Regions from separate parts of the Homo sapiens genome. Here region 1 is linked to region 2. The links are chromatin contacts, found by Hi-C or POLR2A ChIA-PET in ENCODE. All regions are on one chromosome and are shown on one strand. Each heading gives the region's core, a stretch centred on a gene start or an enhancer-like site at or near the end of the contact. The rest is flanking DNA. Distances are from core to core; before and after follow the strand shown. Region 1 overlaps MAN1C1 (mannosidase alpha class 1C member 1). Region 2 overlaps LDLRAP1 (low density lipoprotein receptor adaptor protein 1).

Region 1 (4,187 bases), core at 1,212-3,711, 180 kb before region 2:
GCCAGGCTGGTCTTGAACTCCTGGCCTCAAGTGATCCACCCACTTCGGCCTCCCAAAGTGCTGGATTACAGGCGTGAGCCGTGAGCCACCTCATCCAGCCTGGCATACAAAAATCTTTTTTTTTTGGAGACAGAATCTTGTTCTGTCGCTCAGACTGGAGTATAATGGTGCTATCTCAGCTCACTGAGACCTTCATCTCCTGGGTTCAAGCGATTCTCGTGCCTCAGCCTCCCAAGTAGCTGGGATTACAGATGCATGCTACCACACTCAGCTAATTTTTGTATTTTTAGTAGAGAGTGGGTTTCACCATGTTGGCCAAGGCTGGTCTCGAATGCCTGGCCTCAAGTGATCTGCCTGCTTTGGTCTCCCAAAGTGCTGGAATTACAGGCGTGAGCCACTGCACCTGGCCCAAAAATCAACCGTGCCAATCCTCTGTCTCTTCAAGATTAGTTGTAGCTAATAGAGGGTGAACTATGGCTCAAATATAAAATAGGATACCATGCAGTCATCCACGCAGGTGAGGTCGACCTGTGCCTATTTACCTGGGGAGACATCCACGGGATCTTTTTCTTTCTTTCTTTCTTTCTTTTTAAGTAAATTGCAAATAAGAAAAAAACACAGTATAATTCTTATTGTACATCAAAGTGTAAGTGTACAGAACTAAGTCTGGTATGACCCACTGACTACCTCTGAGTGCCGGGATTACAGGTGCCTTTTGATTTCTTCAGCTCATGGGTTACTTTCTTATAACCAGAAACTTATTTCCATTAAAAAAAAAAAAGGAAAGAAAATTTGGGCAAAGAAACCAAACAAATACACAAAGTAAAAATTTGCGGCCATTCTCATTCTAGTGCACGAACCAGCTACGAGGCCTGGCCCCTACCACTGGGCATCAGGCACCTGTCCTGGGAGTAAAGGCTGAGATAAGTGCAAAATGATAGTTTTCCATCCCATGAACCAGACAGAAGAGTAATGAGGAAGACACCCTCTGGCACAACCAGAGCCTTTTGCACTCAGTGCAGAAAACTGTGAAGGTGGAGGGGAGGGAGAAAGGGACATGCCTGCTACTATCTGAAAGGCTTCCTGAAAGAGGTGGCGCCTCCCATCAACTCCTTACAACTATGGAGTCATTGCAGGCAGCAGTAGTTTCCTTTAGGGACCAGAGTGTAACCCTAAGAGGAGTAATTGTTCCTTCAGTGTCCTCCCTGCAGAGGCTGAAAACATTGAGAGTCACAGGCTCCACCTTCCGCAGTGGAAACTCTGGAGCCTGTTGAGCCCACTTGAGTCTGCAGCGTGGGCTTTGCGGCACCTCCTGAATTCAGAGTTAGCCTCTAATCTCCTTAATGAGTGCTTCCTAACTGCTCACTTGTGTTGACTGAAGGCAGAGAATCCTTCTGAAATTCACACACTTAACCACCTCTCTAGGCTGGGCAAGGTCTGAAAAAGGATACAGCCTGGAAAAAGAATGGAAGTGAGGGTGAGAGGGAGGGAGAAGTTAGGAGGAAGATGAGGCTGGAGGTCAAAGAATCTATTACCAGAAGGGAGGGCCCGCCAAGGAGGGAGCAGAGGGCTGGAGGCACCCAGCCCTGTGTCCTGGGATGGGCTGGAGGTCGGAGAATCTATTACCAGAAGGGAGTTCGCCAAGGAGGGAGGAGAAGGCTGGAAGGACCCAGCACTGCGTCCTGGGATGGCTTCCCTGTTTGGGCTGAAGTGAATTTCCAGAATGTCAGCCCCTCCCATGCTTAAGAAGTGGTAGGAAAACACATCCCAAAGCCAAACAGACTTGATCCTTTGCCGGTTCATCCCAGCTGCTTCCCCTGTAGGTGGCAGGGCTGAACAGAGTTCCTGGCCCGTATTCACCCTCTCGAGGTGCTCAAGCAGGGAGGCACTGAGGAGCCCAGGCAGACTGAGCAAAGCAGATCGTGCCCAGCACACAGGGTACAGGCCTGGTGTCCATGCTCCTGGCTGTAGCTCAGGCCCCTTCCTGTTCTATCACAGGACCTCAAACCAGACGTTTGAAGGGCCTGGAAGAATCTGGGGGATCCTGCTGCCCCTACCCCTTCATTGTCATAGATGAAGACCTCAGAGAGGGGATGGGACACACTCAAGATTAGACCAAGGGGGGACTGGCCCAGCCCCAGGCCAAGTGGAATGTGTTTTCCACGCATCAGGCATTGCAGGGCCGCTCAATTCTCTGTGAAAACAGTTGCAGATCTGATTGCTCACCCCACCCCACCCACTCTGATCAGTTACGGATCAAGAGAGGCCCAGGCCGTATGTCCTTCAAGGCCAGGGGAGAGGCAGCCGCAGTGTCTGATTTCTGAATCCTGCCTTGAGCTCCCTGGTGTTTTCACCCCATGCGCCCTTCTTCCTCTAGATCAGGCTGGGAGGGCAGCCAGGACTCCTCGTGACCAGCTCTGCCCCGTGACGTCCCTGGGGACGCTCTATGAGGCCAGCTGAGAAAGCAGCTTGCTAAGAGATTTGTTGGCAAGTTCCTGCCCCTGCTCTCAGGCTCCTGAATCCTTCTCTTGGTTGGTCTCCCACCCCCATTCCCACCTGGCACATGGCTGAGCTGCAGTCCAGCAAGGCACTTACTGGAAAGCCTTTCATTCCAGTCCAGAGGCTACTCAGCGGTCAGGCTGGGCAGGAGAGAAGGCCCTATCCTGAATTCAACCCTATTTGCACCTGCAGCCACCCTGGGGCAGCTCCCCAGGAGGAAAGACACACTCCCTGTTCAGTAAACAGACCATGATTTATACACAAAGAGCCAGCTTGGACGCTTCCCTAGGGCTGTGGCTGGGGCGGGCTCCATGTTGGTCCACTTTCCTGTTCCAGTTCTGAAGCCATGGGGTTCACCCCTTCCTGCTAGTGCAGAAGGCAGTGAGGTGTCTTAGAAATAATACAGGCCCAGAAATCAGCAGCCCCGCGTTCAAATGCCGCTATGAGCCAGCAACACATCTGCTCTAAGCATCAAAGTTCTCATCTATAAAATGAGGTTAAGACCACTGGACCAGGGCACTGGGGAGCCACTGCAGGTTCCTGAGCCAGGATAAATACATCACATACACACCTGGCCTAGATACATCTGATAAATACAACCTATATGCTTGGCACAGACTAAGTGCTTGATAAATCAGTTCATTGAACCGATTGTTCATCAGTTCTGGGGTCCCTTAGTTCACCTTGAAATAGCAGCCTGGCCAGGGAGTGAGGAAGGGCAACGAGGTCAGGGAGACCCTCTTGATCCTTTCCTTTGGGAGGGTTCGGACCTTTGGCTACTGAATAAAGCCTTTGCAAGGCAACCTCACACATAGCTAAGAGGCTGGCTTTGGTGTCAGGGAGATGTTCAAATCCTGGCCTCTTATACCCTAGCTGTGCAATAGGGCAAGCCATTCTACCTCTTTGTGCCTCGTTTCCCTCATCTGCAAAATGGCGGTGACACTAGGACCTGCCTCATAAGGCTCCTGGGAGGGTTAAATGGGGTAGGTTGATGGACAAGGGCTGGCATGATAGTGAGTACATGTGGCCCTCCTTGCCCCTACTGGCACTGGGCAGCCCCTCCACAAAAATCTTCTTGGGTCAGTGAGGCCTTGGGGTGCAACTACATTCCCGGCCCTCTCTCTCACCCTGCAGGGCAACGTGAGCGTGAGATTGCAGCTTGCAAAAACCCTTGGCCCAACTTAAAGGAAAACCGCCCCACAGGTCCCATCTGTATCTGCTGCCGAGGCCATCACTACCTGATCTGGTTGTGTAGTTGCCTCCAAAAGGGTCCTCCTATCTCCAAGACCCCTTCCCTTTACCTCTTATTCACTCTAAAGCCAGATCCAACTTGGGTCTCTCCCCAAGCTCAGGAACTGCCAATGGTTCCTCAGTACCCATGTAGGAAGGGGTGCAAGCTCCTGCTTCCATACCTTGGCAAGTGTGGTCTTCTCTGCCAAGAAATCTTCTCTGTGCATCTTGGCATGTTCAACACTAACATGTTCTTCAAGGTCTACCTCCCAGGGGCAGCCTGAACTGGTTCCACTAGCTAACCTCTTCTTGCCCTGAGAGTGCCCACAGCACTTTCTTGGGCACCCACCACTACCTCCCTGCACTGTGGGGCTTTGCCTCCCTAACTAGACTGTGAGCCCCTTGAGGTCAAGGGTCCCCACTGCCTCTCTCATACCCCTCCCCACCAACCTTCCAGC
Region 2 (4,315 bases), core at 1,786-4,285:
GCAGCAGCTTAAACTAGCTGGTACGTGTGGATGCTGCTGGTGTTCAAGATGTGCACCCTCCTTCCTGCCCTTCCGAGGCTGGCATTCACCTCCCAGAGGAAGGCTTCCTTCTCTGAGGGGCACCAATGCTCACTGTGGGCCCCACTGGCAGGCTGAGCAGTGCCACTGGGGACAAAGCAGGGTCTCAATGCAATGAGACATACCCCTGTGGAGTTCTAAACTAGGCATGTCCAGAGAAGTGGCCCCAAAGGGCAGCCACTGGGGAAGAGGTGGGATCTGCTCTGGTGTCTAGCTAGGAAGTCAGCCTCTGCCTGTGGAGACACCCACTGGCCAGCAGCTTCCAGTGTCTTCCGTGGTAGCTGGGGCTGCTGGCGAGGCAGAGCAGGGCACACCAGGTCGGTTGGGGTTTGCCTTGATCTGCACGGAGAGGCACTGTGCAGTGGAAATCCGGAGCGCTGGGGTCAGAGAGCAGGGTTCAAATCCCAGATCCCCGAGTGGATGTGAGACTTTGGTCAACTTGTTGATCCTCCTTCACCCTCAGCTGCCTCATCAGGAAAATGGGACTAGGACCACCTACCTGGTAGCATGTGAGGTTGCAAGGACTAGTATCACCAGTGTTAGGTGCAAAAGACCTAACAGGCCCAAGGGTTACTTTATTTTTATTTTTATTTTGAGAAGGAGTCTCATTCTGTCGCCCAGGCTGGAGTGTAGTGGCCCGATCTCGGCTCACTGCAAGCTCCACCTCCTGGGTTCATGCCATTCTCCTGCCTCAGCCTCCCAAGTAGCTGGGACTACAGGCGCCCGCCACCACGCCTGGCTAATTTTTTGTATTTTTAGTAGAGACGGGGTTTCACCGTGTTAGCCAGGATGGTCTCGATCTCCTGACCTCGTGATCCGCCTGCCTCGGCCTCCCAAAGTGCTGGGATTACAGGTGTGAGCCACTGCGCCCGGCCGGGTTACTTCTTAATATACAAACGGGCACCTCCTCTGATGAGCACCTGGGAATGGCCGGAGGAAGACCAGGCCCCAAGCCAGCCCCCCAGATGTGAATCTGCCCCTATTCCCTAGCCAGGCTTGTTGAAAAGTCCCCAGATGTACATGGGATGGGATCTCTTCCTGGGAGAGCAGACCCCAACATCCACCCAGTGAAGCTGAAAGTCACGTCAAATCTGAAAGGCGACTTTGTTCTCCCTGGCTTCATCCCTTATGCATGAAAGAGCAGACGGCTGGCGCTCAGGATTCATAATCCGAGACATCCGGAGACTAAAGACATTGGCCAAATTTAAACCGAAAGATAAACTTGTTGGGTGTCTTTTCAGATTATGAGGGAAAGAAGAAAGGGGAGGATTTCTTAGTCATCCATGAACCACTGAGAATTCACAGGGAGTCAGCCTGATGCTGATATGAGGGCTCTGCCTCTGGGTTCTGGACGCTTAAAATACCAGTTTCAAAGGGATAAAGAGATACATGTCCAAGTGGACCCCCACAAGCCACAGCTGAGGGGCAGAGGCCTGGGGAATCTCCGGAGAGTGGCTGAAAGAACCTGAAGAGAGTGGCCTTTCTGTGAGGGTCACCGCACAGGTCAACAGGTGGTCTCGGGCAGCATATGGCCAGACTGGGCTCCTGGGAAGCCAGGACATGGCGGGGTAAGGGCCACACAGGTTGGCGGCTCAGCTGTGGCCCCGCCCAGCACTTGAAGCACAGCTGCCTTCCTCTCCCAGCCCAGTGTCCTCAGCAGTAACGGGAGCTAATGCCATCTGCCATCTGCGCTCAGCACAACCGTTGCAATATGGTGCAGAGCTCAGCACAACACCCGGCACATAGTAAGAGCTCAGTTAACACTGGTTGCTAACTATTTTACTTTACCATTTTTAGACATATTGAGTTCCAGTTGCCTTTGGTTCTGAGATAACCTGAATGCACAAGTGTTCTACCAACAATGTGATGATGGTCACCACTGAGTCACACAAAACCCAGGGTGGTAAAAAGCGGGGAGGTCATTGCACCATTTTCACAGACGGGAAAATCAAGGCTCAAGAGGTGACTGATCAAGTGTCACAGCCTCCAAGTGGCAGAGCTAGGGCTAGACCCTGAGTCTCTCAAGACACTGAAATACTTCCCACCATCCCCCAACACACCCAAACCACACATCCTGAGTTCATCTGGGCCACGCCTGGACCCCTGTCCCCAGTACTGAGACCCAGGCCCAGTCCACGTTCAGCCCGGAGCAAGTCTGTGGAATGATAAAGTGTTGCGGATCCAAAAAGTGATGGAAATAATGGACATCCTCTCTGTGGAAAACGCCCACGTGGACACGTACACAACCTCATGCACACTGCAGGGGACTCACAGCCTGGCCACAGTCCCCCGCCGGGGCTCTCAGACGCTTCAGCCGATGCACCAGATCCCTGGTGTAGCCTCCATGAGTCATCCAGAGGTGACCTCATCACACACACACCCAGCTGCTGGGTGAAAAGGGGGCCCCACTGGGCCTTCAACCCCAGGAACCTAAGACCATCACCCCCACTCAGTGCTGCCCCTGGGCACGCGGCCCCACCCAGCCTGTGGTCACTGCTGCTGCCATCCCCAAAGGGCAGGAGCCGCCGGACGCTGCCGCCAGTCTACTCCACCTGATGAGCGTTGCTTGAGTTTCAAAACGAGAACATTTATTATTTGTTTTTTCCTCATTAAAGTTTCACAAATAAAGCACAGCAAGACTTGTCTGCAGACACACAGGAGGCACACGGACAGCCCGTCAACCAGAGATGGAGACGAAGGCCAGCGTGGCTCTCACAGGGCAGCGCTTCTCAGAACCCCTGGCCCCCCTCGTGCCAAGGCTGGCCTGTGTCAGGCCTCGCCCACGCCGCCTTATGACAAATAGAGGCCGGTGCCAAGGAGGTGGCTACAGAGCAGGGGCAAGGAAGTTATCCTCATGTTCTGATAATGACCCTGCAAATCCCACCCCACCCTCAGGCACCTCCGTCTAAGGTGTCCGGTTACTCCAGGTAAGGAGGTTCCCAGGAGGGCCGTGTTTTCCCTAGGGCTGATGAAACTTGCTCCGACAAGCCAGGCCACTGGGAGGCACCTCAGGATGGAAAAGATGCTGGAGGCTTTGCTGGCTTTCAGGATGCCGGGAGCCCCACGGGGGCAAAAGGGGAGGAAGGAAAGCGATTCTAAAGACAGATTGCTGCTGGTCTGTCCCGACCCAGGGTCACAGTGTCAGCAAAGAGAACAGCATGATTCTGACAGGGTTGGATTTTGTTTCACCCTCGGAATGAGCAGACTTCAAACACTTGCATTTTCACGGAAATCAACAAGAGAGACAGCTAGCAGGACACGAGGCTCCTGCCAGTTCTGTGTGGAAAGGCACCAGATGGTTTGTTATGAAACACATTTTGGTCAGAAAATAGCTGGGGTTTTTTGGTTCCTGGGAGGACAACAAAGCTAGAAGAAAAGGAGGTGTGAGTTGCGTGAGGAGGAGGCAGAGAAGAAAGCAGCTTTGGCATCAGACCTGGGTTCTACTCTTCACTCTACCCCTCCACGCTTGAGGCCTGTTTCCTCATCTGTAAAGTGGTCATAGAATATTTCCAAATAAATCTAGGTGTCAGGTTTCACACATCATCCCAGGAAGTATGGGGAGGCGGGGCGCAGACACTCAAACGGACACACAGAAACCAGAGGAAGAGCACAGCCTTGCGTGGAGGGGAGAAGGCAGGCAGGGGCCCGACGGAGGGCGGTCACAGAGATGATCCCCGTGTCAGTCCCTGGGAGCAGGGAGCAGCCAGTTACACTGGTTCCAAGCACAGGTGGAGACCATCCACGGGGACCTTGGGCCCCTTCTCCTGGAGGAAGGGCAGAAGGAAAGCTGGACTCAATGCAGCACCATGGAGGAGCCCTCAGGGTCACACCTGCTGTTAATGCTTTAAAGTGCCAAGCTGTATCGTCTTTGGTCAGGAGCTGCCCCTTAGTCTCTAAGAGCCTGGGGTCCAGGGCTCAAACCCCCGCCTGCTGGGCCCTGAGGAAGCAGAGCAGGAGGACACATTCCCCTTCTGCGGCTGTGGGTGCTCTCCTGTGCTGGGGGGTGGGGGGAAAAATCACTGAAATCCAACAGCTTTCAGGAAGCAGGATGCCCCCAGGGAAATTTGGGTCCTTAGAAAGAGAGAAGGGACTAGAAATGCTTTGGTCACAGTCCTGATACCCACAGCCAGGGCAGAGCTTGCTCCAGGAGAGCAAGCGGGAGCCGATTACAGCACTGCACATGTCACGCAGCAGGAGACGTGCCTGACGCAGACTGGCTTCTGAGCATAAGCCAGAA

The links. Hi-C counts contacts between places; a loop is a spot of excess contacts on that map. ChIA-PET counts read pairs that join two places held with the same protein, here RNA polymerase II (POLR2A). Pooled maps may share reads with other maps.
Region 1: a pooled map shows a loop between it and region 2 (2.1-fold over the local background). The contact joins two enhancer-like sites. A Hi-C loop is called at or near these places in 5 of 50 pooled maps. POLR2A ChIA-PET finds 5 or more read pairs at or near these places in 4 of 52 experiments (PC-9, WTC11, activated B cell and 1 more).

Annotation. Positions count from the first base shown.
Region 1 is chr1:25,741,930-25,746,116 of GRCh38, reverse strand. All of the region lies in intron 2 of MAN1C1 (mannosidase alpha class 1C member 1), which reads right to left. Among named protein-coding and RNA genes, the nearest start is that of SELENON, 56 kb to the left of the region's middle. Within about 2 kb of position 2,461, at least 25 of the 41 ENCODE cell types and tissues checked have a DNase peak (open chromatin) inside an H3K27ac peak, as active enhancers do.
Region 2 is chr1:25,567,216-25,571,530 of GRCh38, reverse strand. LDLRAP1 (low density lipoprotein receptor adaptor protein 1) reads right to left here. Exons shown (of 9, transcript NM_015627.3): 9 at 2,645-4,315. Among named protein-coding and RNA genes, the nearest start is that of LDLRAP1, 26 kb to the right of the region's middle. RefSeq lists enhancers at 2,568-3,291, 3,292-4,016, 4,017-4,315. Within about 2 kb of position 3,035, at least 22 of the 41 ENCODE cell types and tissues checked have a DNase peak (open chromatin) inside an H3K27ac peak, as active enhancers do.